Linked DNA regions of Homo sapiens: region 1 is linked to region 2. The links are chromatin loops, found by intact Hi-C in ENCODE. Cell type or tissue: MCF 10A. All regions are shown on one strand. Each heading gives the region's core, and the rest is flanking DNA. Links, peaks and the distances in the headings are about the cores only.

Region 1 (8,341 bases), core at 222-8,221, 1.2 Mb after region 2:
AGTATGAAATGGCACTGATGTACTGAAGCATCATTTCTAGACAAGAATTCTCTCTCCTGCTCTTAATTAAGGTTTTTTTCCCTTAATTACCAGAGGGGAGAAATGTTTAGTTATTTGAAATCTTAAAAGTAGATGGTTAAAAAGTTGAAACAGTACAATTAAGTACAAAATCAAAAGGAAAAATCTCCCTCCCTATTCTATTTCTTCCCAAAGGTTACTTTGTTAGCAACTGCTTGTGTATCCTTCTGGGGGGGAAAAAGTTCTTATTATAATGATGAATATGTCTAAGAAGGTACTGAATGCTTAACCCATGCTAGGCACACTGTACTAAGCGTTTTGCATAATAAGCCTGTAATCCTCCCAACAACCCTATGACATGAGTACTATTATTCTTAGCCCTGATTTTACAGGTGAAGAATCTGAGGCACAGCGAGAGACGTAGGCAACTCACCCAATGTCACACACTAAGCAGTAGAGATAAGAATCAGCCCATCCAGGCAGACTCCAGAGCCCAACCTCTTCAGCACCATGCTTAGTGGGATCTTCTCCACCCAGTGAACCATACATTTCTCAAAGTAAAGCCATTGAGCCACTTACTCAAGGGATCCCAAGGTATCTGTTTAAGAGATGTTCTCCCTCTCATCTATGCATAGCATTCCTAATTTGTTCCCTGCCCAAGAATTTAAAATATATATTTAAAAGAAAAATACAAAATGGAAAGAAGCTTATGGAAATAGAGATCAGACCCAAGGAACAGCAAGAGATGGGCTGGAGTAGCCCTTTCCCTCACTTTCCCTGTGTCATCTCTCCTAAGGAAGCACTGGTATGAGCATTTCCAGGGAAACAGATGGAAGAGGGAGGGAACAGAAGTGGGAAGTGGGTTCTTTCAGCCTAGAAGAGAAGCTGGTGGGGCATCTCCCAGGGAAGTTCCATCTAGGGAGAAAAGGTGGCTCCACAGAGGTGTCCTGATTCCAGATCCCAGAGAAAGGACTTGGAATGAGCAGAGTCAAAGCAAAGTTGCACCAGTGTTTAAAAGGCAAGGAAGACTTTATTCAAGACTATTGCAAGAAGGAGAACGATGACCTCAACTGCTGAAACAAAAGGCAGGAGAGGTGTTGAGTACTGGGGTGAATTCATGCAAATGTATGGGAGGGGCTTGAAGCAGGTTAGTGATGAGATTAATCTGAGTTTGTTAACTGACACTTATCATAGTTAGTCTCCTATGTTCCCACCAAGACTGGGAGATGGGGCACTATCTTTCTTGATGACTATATAGCAAAGGGATGGTATCATCAGTCCCAGAAAAAGACATCTGGATTGAGCAAATAAGTAATTAGAAGCAAATTACTGGCTTATAAAACTGGCAGCAGGGACAAGAGTTACATCTCAAAGGAGCAGAGAAAGAATTTACATTAAGTTTTCTAAAGTAAGTCCTCTAAGAAAATGCAAATCTGGGGCCTAGAATCCTCAGGAAAAAGGTTGTTTATAACAAACTGAGAGGACCTTAAACCCACCTTGGTTGGCAGGCTCCTGTTCAGTGACTAGGGTCCTCTGGATGTTTTGCAGGCTAGCCCTGAAGCCCAGATCTGCAGCAACTTTCCCTCTGTGCCCACTGAAGCAGTTCAAAGTTGATTTTTTCCTTTTGTTGTAAAATTAGCCCCTGTTTTTGGAATGTGATTTTTTCCCCCTTTAGCTTTGGCTTTCTTCCCTCTCCTTTGGCATCTAAACTTTTAGGTTTTGAAAATCATTTCATTTAAAGAGACAGAATGGAATAGTGAAGCTTTCATAATCAGTTCTCTGTACTGCACCAACTTAGCTGACTTTGCATTTTTTAAACGCTGCTTGGCTTCCTGCAGAGGCAAGATAGCAACCATTTAAACAAGGCTGTTGCTAGTGGGCTTTTTTCTACTTAATTCCAGGCAGCTTTCACCTGGATGGTTTAGGTATCGTTCTACTCGGAGACAAGACTCTCCAATGGGTGACCCTCAGCTACAAAGATGCTGCAACAGTGTCAACAGCAATTCATGCAGAAAGGAGAAGAAATTCTACTTAAAGCAATACTAGGAGCACAGTTCACAGCCTTGACAATAGACAGTGCCTGTGTCTACCTCTGGAAAAGAAAGTCATTCATCTAAGCATCTTCAAGGGAGACTTCGTCAAAGCTTATTAAATTCCTTTCTGCTGGGATAGAAAGTTCTGAAACTGTCCCCAAGAAAATTTTATAAAATCAATGGATAAAATACAAAATAAAATTCAACTAGGCTTGTAACACAACCCACAGTTATCATGAAGCCAGTATGCACTTCGGCCCACCTGTGGCTTGTCACTGCTTACTACCCCGGGATGTGTAGCCCTTGTCACAAGACTGTTCTCTTTCTGTTCTACAGATGAAACCTAAGACGTTGTGAGATAATAAGCTTTCCACTGAGTTTCTCCATTAGGCTCTGCATACCCACAAAACTACCCATGCCAGCTGATCCGAAGGGCCCAGCAAAAAGCCAGCTCGTTAAAAAAAATAATAATAATGATTTCACCCTCCTTACTCTGACCAATCGATGACCTCAAATTTTCCAGACTCTCACCCTCCATGATCCCCTTAAAAACTCCTGCCCAGCACTTTGCAAGGCCAAGCAGGCAGATCAGTTGAGGTCAGGAGTTCAAGACCAGTCTGGTCAACGTGGTGAACCTTCATCTCTACTAAAAATACAAAAATTAGCCAGGCATTGTGGCACACACCTGTAGTCCCAGCTACTCAGGAGGCTGAGGCAGGAGAATTGCTTGGACCTGGCAGGTGAAGGTTGCAGTGAGCTGAGATTGCGTCACTGCACTCCAGTCTGAGCAACAGAGCAAGACTCCAAAAAAAAAAAAAAAAAAAAACCTCTTGCCCAGAATCCTTTGACAAAATGGATTTGAGGCTGCAGCAATCTGTGGCGAGTCAGCCAGGAACCACATGCCTTCTGGGCATTTGCCTACATCTCTGGGCCCCCTTGCCTTTAGGGCAGACCCAGAGACAGCCCAGGCAGCCACTTGTTTCTCCTGAACTAAGAGCTATCCCCAGGGGCTGCCCTATTGGCAGGGTGGTGTCGACCTTCAACGCAGAACCTTGCCTGCAGCAGAAAAACAGTTTCTGGTCTCTGGAGACATCTCTGGTGAGCTTTCTGTGTGCAACCAGCACCCCCTTTTCTTCTCCTGATTTGTAGGCCTCTTTGGAGGTCTCATTGACCATCTTACCAGTACAAAAACTGAAAACTAAGGAATATATGTTTATACAGGATTTAAGGGCCATTAACCAAACCCTCAAAGACATCCATCTGGCAGTCCCCAATCCTCACACACTACTCACAACTCTCATCAGTGAGTTTTGCTGGTTTTCAGTCTTAACACCTAAAAAGGTGCCTTCTTGTATATTCCTCGAGTCCAGAATCCCAAGAACTATTTGCCTGTAAATAATAAGACCTTGACACACAAGCTAAACAGTATTGCTACACAATACTTCCCCGAGGCTTTAAAAACTCACCAATCATTTTGAGAAAAATACTTGTTAAAGACCTTCAAGAAGTCAATTTAAAAATGAGATTTTGTTACAGTGTGTTGAGGACATATTAGTAAACAACAGAAACTCTGACCAGAATACTACAGCTGACTAGATGCAGATGTAAGGTATCCAAGAAAAGACCCAGATCTCAAAACCCTTCAGTTAGGTATCTTAGACTTAAACTTTCTCAGGCACAGAAAAAAATCTACTTCAAGATGGAGAAAAGCTCTTTTCATTGTGGCCAGACCCACAACACGGTGACATGGTGACACTGTGAGGGTTTTTAAGTATGACTGGATTTTGCCCATATTTAGATTCCCAATTTTGGCCTTACAGCAAAACTTCTCTATAAAACCACCCCCTGCCACCAAAAAAAAGATACTGAACCCCTGGAGTAGACTGGAAAATGTCAAAAGATCTTTCTAACCATTAAAAATATATATATTAACAACTCCAGCGTTGAGAGTCCCTAACCTAAGAAAACTGTTTGACTTGTTCATACACAAGACACAAGAAATGAGTTTAGGGATGTTAATGACTTAAAAAATATCAAGAGCCCTGTAGCCTACTTTTCAAAACAACTAGACATTGTCACAAGGGATTGACCTTCTTGCCTCCGAGCCATTGCCACCATTTGTCATCTTCTCCAAGGAGACAGTAAAGTCCACACTGGGTCAACCTACCCCAGTACACACCACACGACCTGTACCCCCTTTGTTAGAACAGAAGGTGGGGCCACTGGTTTACTTCTAAACGGTTAGACATCTGTCAGGCCATCCTCCTGAAAAATCCCAATGTTACTTTAAAAATTATCTTCACTCCAAACCCCACTACCTTACCTCCCCAAACCATGGCTGAACCTATACATGATTACTTAAAAATTATTAAGCAAGTTGTATATTTCTCCTTCAGATCCTCCTTACCTGAAAATGCAGGGTGGTTTTTACCAACACTGTGGGGCACCCCTGCCATCTAGTGGTAACACTAAAAATGACAATCATACTTTTCTAACCGGAATTCGGCACATGTGTTTGATATTCAGTCTTAGGAAAAGATTCAATTTTCATTTAGTAGTGATAAGTAATTAAGTCAATTTCATGAAAGCCACTTGACCTGTGGCAAGTTTGTTTCAAATTTTTCCCCAACCCAACCAACACCATTCAAGATTATTGACATTTTTCACTCTCTTAGGTTCATAGACTCACTTTCTGGTATCATTGCCAGAAAGAACATTAGGCACTCATGGAATTTTCCCTCCTCATTTTATAGAAAAGGAAATCTGTCTTTGGACTGAGGCCACTTTTTTTCATCAACAATACCGTTCTACTTTCTAGAAATGTCCTACCAAGAGGCTCTGAAGCTAGCATCCAGATCTACATTAAGAGACAAGTCAAACCAAGCAACATTTGAGATCAGAATCTTCGAAAGTCATCTTTGGCATGGTTTAATAGTGCAATGCCATTAAACTTCCCCATATAACTGGTAAAGTGTAAACTGAGTCCACTCCTGCCATAAGAAACTCCTTGCTTTAAGATTTCAAATACCGCTCACCAGATCCATCCTGTATCTGTGGGTGTTCTTACAAGCTGCATTACAGATTGACAGGCCATGCCTGACACCAGTCAGCCATCAGTCATCTGAAGTTGGACATCACAGTCAGTTGAAGTTCTGAATTAACAACTGTTGAATCTGAGTGATGGGTACATGCAGGTTCATTGCTCTACTCAACCTACTTTTGTGTATATATCAAACTCTCTCTAGTAAAAATTTTAAAAGAAAAAAAGAGGGGGCCTTTGCCACCAAGAAAAGGAAAAAGATGAATTTCCCCCAGCCCCAACAATCAATACTAATCAGAGGTACTGATTGTTTCAAACTCAGGCTACACATTAACATCTTTTAAAATATATCAATCAGAGGTGCAGTAGCTCATACCTGTAATCCCAATACTTTGGGAGGCCAAGGAGAGAGGATCTCTTGAGGTCAGGAGTTTGAGACTAGCCTAAACAACATAGCGAGACCCTGTCTCTGCAGAAAATTAAAAAGTTAGCTGGATGTGGTGGCTCCCACCTGTAGTCCCAGCTACTCAGGAGGCTGAGGCAGGAGGATCCTGGAGCCCAGGTGTTTGAGGCTGCAGTGAGCTGTGATTGCACCACTGCACTCCAGCCTGGGCAACACAGTGAGATTCTGTTTCAAAAAATAAGTAAATAAATAAAATTTAAAAATTGTAACCATCAATCCCAATCATAGGCCCTGCTCTAGACTGATCAAATCTGAATTTGTAGGAATTGAGCCCAAACACAGGATTTTTAAAGGTCTCTAAGGGATTCTAATATGGAGCCATGGTTGACAACCACAGATAAATATAATCTTAACTCCTTGTTGCTTTTCATGCCCTGTTTGGATGTTTTAACAGTTAGAAATGTGGCAAGAAACAGAACTCACCCTGTATGGGACTAACCATAGAAATGTAGACAGGATAAAAGAATGAACAGGCACCCAACAGGAAGCCATTAATTTCCCTAGAGATGAAGGGCTCAGCGATAGTAGCATTACCAGAGTGTAGTGAGGGCAGAAGTTGTGAAAAAACCCTAGTCCTGGATGTGACAAGGGGCCAAAGCAGAGAGGCAGCAGTGACAAGTGCCCTGACCTCCCTCTCCTCCACCACCCAGGCTGCCAGGGAAGCCTGGAGTGACACACTCTCTGGGAGTAGACCCTCCAGGACAGCACAGAGCAGGGTAGAAACTGGCCGAGTGTACACAAGGGGCGGTGTCACACAGTATGCAAGGGGCAGTGTCCCACAGGCTTAACAAAGAGTTGGTGCAAGTGTCAACAATTCCAACCATTTCCTGCTGCCCGCCTGGCCTGGCCTAATGCCTACCTTCGCCACCTCCTCCTTGCCCGCTGGTGATTGGAGAAACCACTGAGTCACTTGCTAGGACCCACCAATGAGGAAGCACTCAGAGGCTGATCTCAGAGATGGCCTTTCCGTTCTGCAGAAACTATGCATCAATCACAATGAATTTAAGTCAGCAGTCTAGAGGAAATGTAGAATCACATGTCATTTCACCAGCAGAGGATCAGCCTCTGATTTCCCTTTTCTGGACATTCTTTTAAAAAATAAATAAATAAATAAATAACAGGTTGGGCAGTATTGTTTTCAAAGCATGTATCTATAAATGCTGTATGAAATCTCATTATTTGATCTGGAACAGTCGAGGGACATCATCTAGCCTATCCCACTCATTTTACAATAAACATACTAAGACCAGAGAGATGGAGTGACTTGCCTACAGTAACCCATCTGCTGAGGAGCACAGTCCAAATGTTCTGACTCCCAGCCCAGAGCTTTCCTCCCTGTACCATGCTGCTCCTTAAGGTGTTGCCTTCTCCACTGGTCAAAATTGGACCATTATACCCTAGAGCAGCAAGAGAATGTGAGTGCCTGCAACTTACATTTACCCTTCATCTCTAGATGTGACTTCCCAGATTATTTCATAGCAATTACTTGGTCTGTCTCAGATGACAGAGTTTTTAAAGCTGAGAAAGCAAATAAGTGCCAGAAAGCTTCCGCTGGCTCGCCTGAGAGACACCGGATCCAGAAGGCAGGTGCTGAGTGGGCCACCTAAAGCAGCACTAAGTTGTCCCAGGCAGTCGTGCATGGGAAGGAAGCAGGCTTCATTAGCTTCCTGATAAAAATCCAGCTCGCCCCCGAAATCATTGCTTCTGGAATTCACTCAGCCTGCAGGCCCGGGAGCTGCATCCCAGCAGCTGGCCTGACTACTGCAGAAACTGGCAAAGTCGGCTATAGTCTTCTCTGCCTCTATCCCTTCCCTCACCCCTGCATACCCCTGATAGGACCCCTGTGGCAGGATGAGGGCTTATACAAGGGCCTGTTCCCCCTTGAATTGGGAGCCTCTGTCTTCAGTTGGGCACAGGTGGTGGGAGACACAGAAGTGGCAGATCCCATGGCCCAGAGATGCTTTCCCCAGCTCGGGTGAAAGGCAGGCAGGGGCGGGCCAATGACTCAGGGCAGCTCTTCTAAAATAAGATGGGCTGGGACACTTGAGTGGGATGTCCAACCACAGATGAGAGGGAAGACCAGAGATGCCACTGAGTTCCTTGCAGCTCAAGACAGCCATATCCTAGAGAAGGCCACCAAAGACAGCTCCCTGCAGCCCACATCACTGAATTGTCTACCACAATCCTGTCAGCTCCCTTCTAAGCACATCACAATTTGGAATTATGAATTCAGTTGTTTGTGTACTTATTTATTATCTGTCTCCCTCAGCTGACTTCTTTCCAGGAGGTCAAGGATTGCTGTGCCTGGTGCCCAGGACAGGACCTTATACTTAGTAAGCACTCAAATAAAGATCTGTTGGAATTGTTAAATAAATGGTTGGCTCTATAAAACATCCTTATGCCTAAAGAGGAGCAAACACTTGCAGAGGCAAACAAACTCTTGCATTTGTAAGATGTACAGATTGTAGTACATTCTTATACCTCCACCTCTTGCCTAACTGGGATCCCACTCTGCCCTATAAGATAATAACAACAGTTAACATCTGTATAGAGCCTTACTGATCTGAAAGCCCTTCCATAGCCATTATTTCATACTCATAAATACTCTCCTAGTTTTTTTTAACTATTACTTCTTTTAAAAATGGAGAAATCATTGCTTATATAAGGTAAATGACTTACCCAAAATAACTGCATTAGTAAGTAAGAAACGCTTATTCTACTTCCAAATCCAGTGCTCTTCCTGCTACCCCTATCATAATCCTAGTTCTGAACATACACCCAGGAATG
Region 2 (8,341 bases), core at 127-8,126:
GGGTCTTATGCTCCCACAGAGCTGCCTGCGGTGTTTGTGCTTGGGAAGTCCAGGTACCTCATGGAAAGGAGTGGAGAAAAGAGACAGAAGAGGAAAAAAAATCAATTTTCATTGTGCTTTGCAAAAGTACGAAATGTCCTTGTAAAGATGGCCTCTTACATATACTCACTATACCCCATTGTGGGCTGGCTAGTACAGGACTTACAGTCTCCTTGGTAAAGACATTGGGGCTCATAAGGGTTAAATAACTTGCTCAAGGTCATGCAATTTGGAAACATTCCAATCCAGTTAAAAGCCTATATCTTCCAAATGCAGCTCCAGGATTCTTTCCATTAGTTCATTCCAACATCTCTATTCTGGGACTATTATCGGTAGTGCCTGAACTTGTTTTTGGGAATTCCCGTCATTCATGCAAGGGTTTCATGAAGTACTTTGATTATGAAAAAAGGAGAAATCTTAAAGCTTTGCTTTGATGACAACTAAGAATGTTAACAGCTAATATATTAAAATAAGATGTAAAACTTTAGCAAAGATACGTATCCCCTCACTGTATCTTCTCACAAGCAGAGTGATTAACACTGTCAGAAGCTTCCCCCATAGCAGACATGAGAAGAATAGTAGGAGTAGGTAGTTATGTTTCTGTCAGAATAGGCAAAATTTTCTTCTGTGAATTCAGGAGAAAAGGATGAGATTGCTATGAGATCAATATTGGCTTATTTCATTCAGTACAAACAGCATAGAATCTACCAGTGGTAGGGACCAGGGTAGCAGGATGCCTTGAACATGTGCTCAGAACAATTAAATAGTTTTTATGTTGTCAGGTGAATGAGATCAAAGCATTCAGAAAATGCCCATGGATTTCAAGAAAATAAATACTCCATAGTTCATAATAGTTCAAATTAGTTGTTTTAGCAATAAATAAGCCAGCACATATTTTCTGAATTTTTTTCTTTTGTAAAGATGGAGCCCCACATCACATTATAATCATTCAGAAATTTCAAAAAATGAAATAAAACAGCAAATCCTATTTCAAACCAATTAAACCCCTCTCTGAGGGAGGTGCCTGGTTATATATTTTTTCATGCTCCCTAGGTGATTTGAGCCTGTGGCCACAGTTGAGAAACAGTGGTTTGTAACATCAGTGGTCTTGGGTAACCTACCAAGAAAGCTTTTTTGGTCATGAAGTTTTATGTGCATCTACTTCAGGGTCAGTGATAATATGCCCTTTCTTCTTTTTCACGGTGGCTCTATTCATAATCCCTCAGTTTTCTGAAGGGGATCTAATGTGGACACACCAGCCTGCAGTGTCCCTTGCAATGATAAGTGAAATGTAAGAAGAGTAACATGAGAGCTGATTCAGGGTCCAAGTCCTGTACAGGCTTCTTATTGCTTGGTGACAAGTTACTACGACTGTTTCTTGCTTTTTCCTTGTCTTGTTCCATCATTTTCTTTATCCTTTTTCTCATTTCCCATCTTATTTATTTATTTGGGTTTCTCAGTTTCTTGTGTGTGTGTGCGTGTGTGTGTGTGTGTGTGTGTGTGTGTGTTTTCCATTTTCTTTTTTTGGGGAAAATATACTTGCTTGAGGATAAGAAAGAGAGTCTAAAACCAATGCTAATGGGCATCTATTGTAATACCAGCTGATTCTACCATGTTCACTTTAATTTTTGGTTCAACAATCATTTTTCAAATGGCTTCGATATTTGTATGATTCCCAGCTATTCTAGATGATCACAGCGTAACTTAGCTTTTGATTTAAATGTCATACATGAGGAATACTTGCAAAGTATTAATTGGTTAAATTTTAGTGGTTATTTTTCAATAACCATTAATTCATTATCTTTTTTGTTATGGATAGTTCACCTATAATATTCTCAGTGAAGACCATATCCTATTAATTAATTTAGCTTTCTAAAAACATTATTGATCTGGAATTCCAGGGAAGAAAATTTTGTGAAAGAGATGTCTTATCATTTTAAAAGCCTTTCTTCAGTCTCCATTGTCCAAAAGCAAAGTTATATTGGAGAACAAATTGTACAGTAAATGTTTTCATGTTTTCCTTGTGATCTAACATGTATAAATTTAAAACTCACACACAAACATTATGCACTACAGATGATTAAAAATAAAGAGTCTAGAGAATAATGTGTGATCTTACTTTCTTTAGTGTATGTATTTGTGTCAATACCACTGGCTGAGCGGTATACAATTTCACTTTCCTTTAGCTCCACAGTAAACTCAAGATCATTTCTAGGTGCTTCTCAGCTTTTCCAGCTCGTGTGGAGCTATAGAAGGGAGGGTAGAATGTTTCTGCTTCAACAGGGATTTTTCCCAATCCACACTGAATGAAATATCCATGTGTCTAATAGTTCATTTATTAATCTTTGTTCTGAGTTCTTTTTACAACTAGAATTTTTAGTTCCTCAGCACAGTCCAGCAAGTCTCATTTCTAATGAAATAAACCTTAACTAAATGCATTTGACTTTCTGTCAGGTAAAAGTTAAGAACACGAAGTTAGTCCTAGACTCTTCTCAAGGAGCCTTCAGACCACTGAGTGAGAAGGATATAAATGATCAATTTCATTAAAGCACAGTAAGTGCCATAATAACACAGAAGAGGAAAAGACACATGCTGCTTAGAAGAGTAATAAAAGAACACCCCCAAAATTACACACGATTTCAGCTTTGAAAGATAATTAGCAGTTAGCTAGGAAAAGAAAATGGTGACTGTATGCAAAGACACACTGGCAGATTCAGAGATCATGTGGAATTCAGAGTGGTTAGATCAGGACATTTATCAAGAAGCGGTGGGTGGAGGGAGGATTCTGAAAAGTTTAATGAAAGTCTGATCTTGAAGGTTTTTATTCTCTAAGGACTTTGGACTTGATTCTGTCGGTAATAAGGCAGTAAAAGGAAATTTAAAGCAGAAGTGATTTGTGAATATCTGTTTTTTATGAAGTTATTTTTAGCATATGAGGATTAATTAGGAATCAGTAGCAGGTAAAGGAGTACGAAAAAAGAGATGTTCCTAGCCTTGGAGAGAAGATGGAGAAGAGGATTAATGCTTGCCAGATGTTCATGAAATGTATTTGACAGGGCTTGCTATTGGTTGGGCTTAAATTGTGAAGGGGTTTGCTTAGGAGGTTAACTTTGAAGTACCTGAAATCACTAGGGGTAATTAACAAATCACTATAAATTCATGCTTGGCGTTTGAGAGAGAGTTGAAGTAACACTGATATACTAGACAAAGTGCAGAGTGGTTAGAATGAAAATATAAATTAACCAAAGGCAAAAGTGCAATGGCAGGGTTTTCATTGTCAGATTGTAGAAGGTGCTATCTTTAGTAGAATTCTCCACTTTCGCAGTTTAGTAGGATTTCTACAGGTTCAACTGAATGAATTATCTTCTGACTCATCCAATATAAATTATATTTTACATGCCCTTTGAATCTCTGAGAAGTGGCTTAATTGGTAGTATATTATCCTTTTTTATTTTTAAAGACATCGAGGTATTAGAACAGTAGTGATATGTTTCTTCATAATAATAACAGTAGTGATTACTAATTACCTTGAAATGTTAACTAGAAGTACAATGCTAAGGGTTATATTTACAGTTCTATAAAGTAAGAACAATTCATAGCCTTATTTTATTACAGATGAAGAAAATGAAGCTTGGAGAGTTCCAAAACTAGGATTCAACTTTGGGTTTCACGTCTCCAAGATCTCATGCTCTACACCAGCGGTTTTGAAATGTTACTGATGCCTAGATCCACCTAGAGATTTTGGCTTAATTGCCGTGAGTGAAACTCAGTCCTAAAAGCTCCCCTGATAATTCTAATTACAGCCAGACACGCAAACCACCTTTTCAAACCTTATCACTTCACTGTCTTCCACTTTGGAAGATACCATCACAATCACAATCTCAATGGCTCCCCCTGGAGCTCAATGCAGATAGTGCACTATGGAGTTGCACAGTGTGGCAGCTGTGCCTAAACACATTCACCCTCTGGAAAACCCTCAAATCCAAGAGTTTGAATAAGTATAATTAATGTAAAGCCCTTCTTTATACTAAAAAAATGAGAGTCTGGAAAAATTTTCTAACTTATTAGGATTATGTAAAAGTTTTTATCATATTGTTTTTATATTTATCAAGAAAAGATATAATCAATATATTTGATTGAATACAGGTATAACCAATAAAAAATCACAGAGTGAGAATATTTTAATTTTTGAAATGGAGGGCAATGTCATGATGTGACTATTCATAGCTATTTTGTTAGAGGATGATAGAAATGATACAACCATGAAATGAGGGGGGTAGAATGAACTGCCGATCTCAAAACGTGCAGTTTTCTCACTGCTTTGGAAAACCTCTGGCTTTACTTACTCGTGTGAGGACTTCACAGAGCTCCTGGCCAACTAGAAGGGGCCAAGAACCTATCCAAAAATAACAAAATCAAGGAAGAGGTAGGACAGTGCTAGGCTGAAGGTCTAGACAGAGTCAGCTCTGTTATGGTGCTGGGAGGGTGCAGTGTGATCCTGGAGACCATGAGAAAAGTTTTATGAATGAAGGCAGTGGGAATGCAAGGAGAGCAATACAAACAGTTGTTCTTATGGAAAGAGAATGGGCATTGGAGATAGATCAGTCTACTCTCATACTTCACTAGCTGTGTGATCTTAGGTCAAATCATTAACAACTCTGAATTTCAGTTTGCTTTTCTATAAAAAGAGGTGGTAATGAACTTATAAATGTGAAAGTACCTAACCCAGAACCTTGTTACTGATTTTTTTCTCCACATTGGCTTCAGCTGAAAGACAGTGGTAGGGAAAGCAGGAAGCTCCAGGGAACAGCAAGGTGGTGGTGGTGGTAAATCAAAGAGAAGGTGAAAATGAGGTGGGCTAGAAATGGAACAGTTTCAAGAACAGACACACACAGTCAATTCCACTTGCTTGCAAACGAAAAACCACCACTGTAACGCAGCAGCCTCTTATCCATCCGGGGTTAATTCAGCTTGCCATGCTTTTGGCAGGATGGGCTGGATGCTCTGTAGGGTCCCCTCAAAAAGAGCACAGGCTACAGTCACTTCATTTTCTAATGCTGCTGCGTGAGTTTTCATTTAATTAAGAAGGCTAACCTTTAGAATGACAGTTTATTTATTTTTTCTTCCTTTAGCTAGTTTACTATGATCCTAATGCAAGCTGAAAATGTGATAGTAAAGAGGCCCAAGGTTTCACTGATAAGGCTAACGTGTTGTTTCTGTATTTACAGAAAAAATATTAATAGGCATATTTATAGATGCATAAGCCAAAATTCCTTTCAGATAAATCTGATCTTAAGTTGGTGGGAACAGTAGGAAAGGAAAGATAAGCCCTGGAGGAGTATATATCAAAAAGACATCCCATATACTAAATAACTGAGGCCCTAACAACACATGTGCTTGTAATTAGCTGTATTAAAAGCATGTAAAGTTAGATTCTTACTCAATCCTCTAAACCTCTGGATATGGAGAAGTAGCTACTTAAAGCCTCTGTTGTGCACAGTGTCTGCGGTGCTCTCTAGACAGAATGGCCAAATGAACCAGAGAGAAAGGGGAGAGTGACCCGTTATGGTGAATGCCATGGGGCCACAGCCCTGCATGCTCTGTCTTTGCCCATGGTTGATGATGCTGTCCTTTGTCCTCTATAGTATTAGCAAGCAGATGGGGACCCTCAAGCACTGGCAGAGTCTAGAGAATAATGCGTCATTTGCTGTGCCCTGGATTTATCCACAAACTCCCATGAGCTAGTGTCTGCTTAGAGAGTTCGCCAGATCTGCCCTGACCCTAAGTATACCTGCCATAACTGTTATGCTTGTGTTGTTTCTTCTTGGGTGCCGTTTTCTCTTTCTGTTAGGGAATACTTTTTGTCTGCTCTTCACGGAGACTGTTCACATGAATGGAATTCTGAATGGAGATTCTATTACTAAACTAGAGCTAACTCTGACTGTTCCTGACTGTGTCTGCTGACTAAGGAGTGCCCCATTGTCATTAACTGCTCGGCCTCACACTAGGATCACTCATACGGATGATGGTGATTTTTTTTTTTTTTTTTTGGACATTGAGGGTAGCAGTGAGTCTTTTCCCAGCTTCGCCCCATTGGTAAGCCACCAGGTATCACTGGTTTATTGACAGATTAAATAAAATAATACCAGGACTATTATAACTGACCCTTGGGTCCAGAGGAATTCTGAAGTTTGTGTTTCCCTCACTGTGAGCACCTTTAATCCTGTACCCTGACAGCAACAAGCAAGTATTGAAGGCAGAGTAGCAGATTTCAATTCTCTTCTCATTAAATGTAAAATAGAGCAAATAAACAAATAAGCTGTGACTGGGATCTTAGGATGAATACTCCTAGGTAAGTTCTATACCACATTATTATGTCCCCTAGTTTTTACTGACAGTGTTAGTACAAATAGCAAATTAACATTACTTTCCCAGGTATATTTCCACTGAATGAAAAGAGAATAGTTCTTATGTTGCTAATCTAGCAGCCTTGCTCCAGGTACCAACATCACTTTAAATGAAGAAAAGGTCAAAGAACAATGAAGCAGGAAGTACTGCTGCACTTACAGCATCTCCTGCTATCTTCCCGGCAGTCTTCCCATCTTTGGATATTTTCAACCCATTATAAATGAGTTCACTGGAGGTCGAGTGATTTGCCACATACCTGAATGAACTGTAGAAAAGAAGTGCTATAAAATTCTTTTTGTGTATCCATTGGTACTCACTCCTACACCCACAAATACACACACACACACACACACACACACACAAATACATATATATGCTCTTATTTTAACATAACCAAGCTTTAAAAGCTGTTTGTCATCTTTAAGCTCTACTATATAATAGATTTCAACTTAGCTCATTATATACCTTATGCAAAATTCGGGGCCAAACAGCAATTTTTATAGCATGCTAGTTATTTCTTCTAACAGCAGTGGTAGGAAAGAGTCCAGCTATTTTAATTTGAGCTGGCATGGTATTTAAATGTGTTCTTATACAGGATAATAGCAATCATTGCACAAATCACAGTAGAAATATAATTCATCTATAAACAGAATGCAAGGTAGAGGGTCACATGACCTTTACAAGGACCTGTGTGGAAAATCCTGTCCTAGCTTTAAATTCTGTTTTTAGTAGGACAGATATTCTCTGACAAAAGGTTTTTTCCTCCGTCTTATTTTTTTTCAGGTATTAACAACATCTGCAATGTTTCCTCCAGTTGATGTTATCGTCCACATGGCAGATTTAACATCATGCCTGTCAGTTTTCTAAATCTTCCCAGGGAGAAGCAGTTTTGCACTCACCTCCTTATGTATCATTCTAGCTCTTATTTCTTTTTCCAGTTAAAAGGCCTGTGAAGCTAAATGAAACTAGAAGCTATAACTGTTATCCAGAGCTAGTGACACTGGATTTCTCTCCAGGGAACCAACTGCATCTATTTAAAATAAACTTTCAGGTGAGCATTTGGGAAATCTTTACTAAATAGAAGGGCTCTTGATAGAATGCAGTAGTCTCTACAATAGAACATTGACCTTGACCATGCAGGACAACTTTGAGGTTTTTGCAGCATTATAAATGAGGGCCCAATAATCTAATATGGATATCCAGTAAAATACTTTTCTTCAGTATCCATATGGTTGTCAAACTAATACTAGACGGGGGAGAGGAAAAACTGCTCATGGTGATTCCCTTTTTCTTCCTTGGTAATGGCGGCAAGTGAGCGTGAGCATGTGTAGATGGGCACAAGGCTAGGAAATCTAAGTCCAAAATAAATTTTCTTTGATTAATTTTTTAACAAATTATAAATATTAATTATTCATTTATAAACACAAACATTCCATTTTCTATCTCCACTTTTCCCTATTTCTTATTGTATTGAAATAAAAAGAAACGAAACTAGCTTCATCTCTTAACACGTGCCTGCTCCTCTTGGGGCAGTGGGGGAAGAGACAGAGAAGCAAAAACCAGTTGTGTAATATGAAGTGTGGCAATATGACGGGAGATCTAACTCAACGTGTGGTGACAAGGAGAAAGAAAGGGGTGTGGTCAAAGGTAGATGCAAATAAAAAAGGTCATAGGATGGAACCGAGCAGAAAATGTGGTGCTGGCTCTTTTTTCTAGCAAATCTGTATCAAATGATTGGTAGGTGCTGTCTATAACGTTGTGTTGTAAGGAGCCATAAACCCACTCATTGGCCTTACAAAGGCTAGAAGCATTTGTTTCCACAGCACTCAATTGGCATTGGCATCGACATTGTACCACTGAGGCCATATTGTGTGGTGTATTTGGCTGCCTATCT

The links. Hi-C counts contacts between places; a loop is a spot of excess contacts. Peaks named below come from ENCODE experiments on the same cell type or tissue, not always from the same donor. Only the 100,000 strongest peaks of a DNase experiment are listed, where the experiment ranks them.
Region 1: a loop joins it to region 2, with 4 times the contacts of the local background. A loop is called at or near these places in 3 of 110 quality-filtered maps.

The regions. Positions count from the first base shown.
Region 1 is chr2:41,778,257-41,786,597 of GRCh38, forward strand. No RefSeq gene overlaps it. Among named protein-coding and RNA genes, the nearest start is that of LINC01913, 95 kb to the right of the region's middle. In MCF 10A, for the core only: a CTCF peak has its summit at 4,511 (motif pointing left); a DNase peak (open chromatin) is centred at 4,505.
Region 2 is chr2:40,550,956-40,559,296 of GRCh38, forward strand. It overlaps LOC101929667 (a long non-coding RNA gene), which reads left to right. Exons shown (of 5, transcript XR_007086295.1): 5 at 7,386-7,498. Among named protein-coding and RNA genes, the nearest start is that of SLC8A1, 100 kb to the left of the region's middle. In MCF 10A, for the core only: a CTCF peak has its summit at 3,938 (motif pointing left); a DNase peak (open chromatin) is centred at 3,936.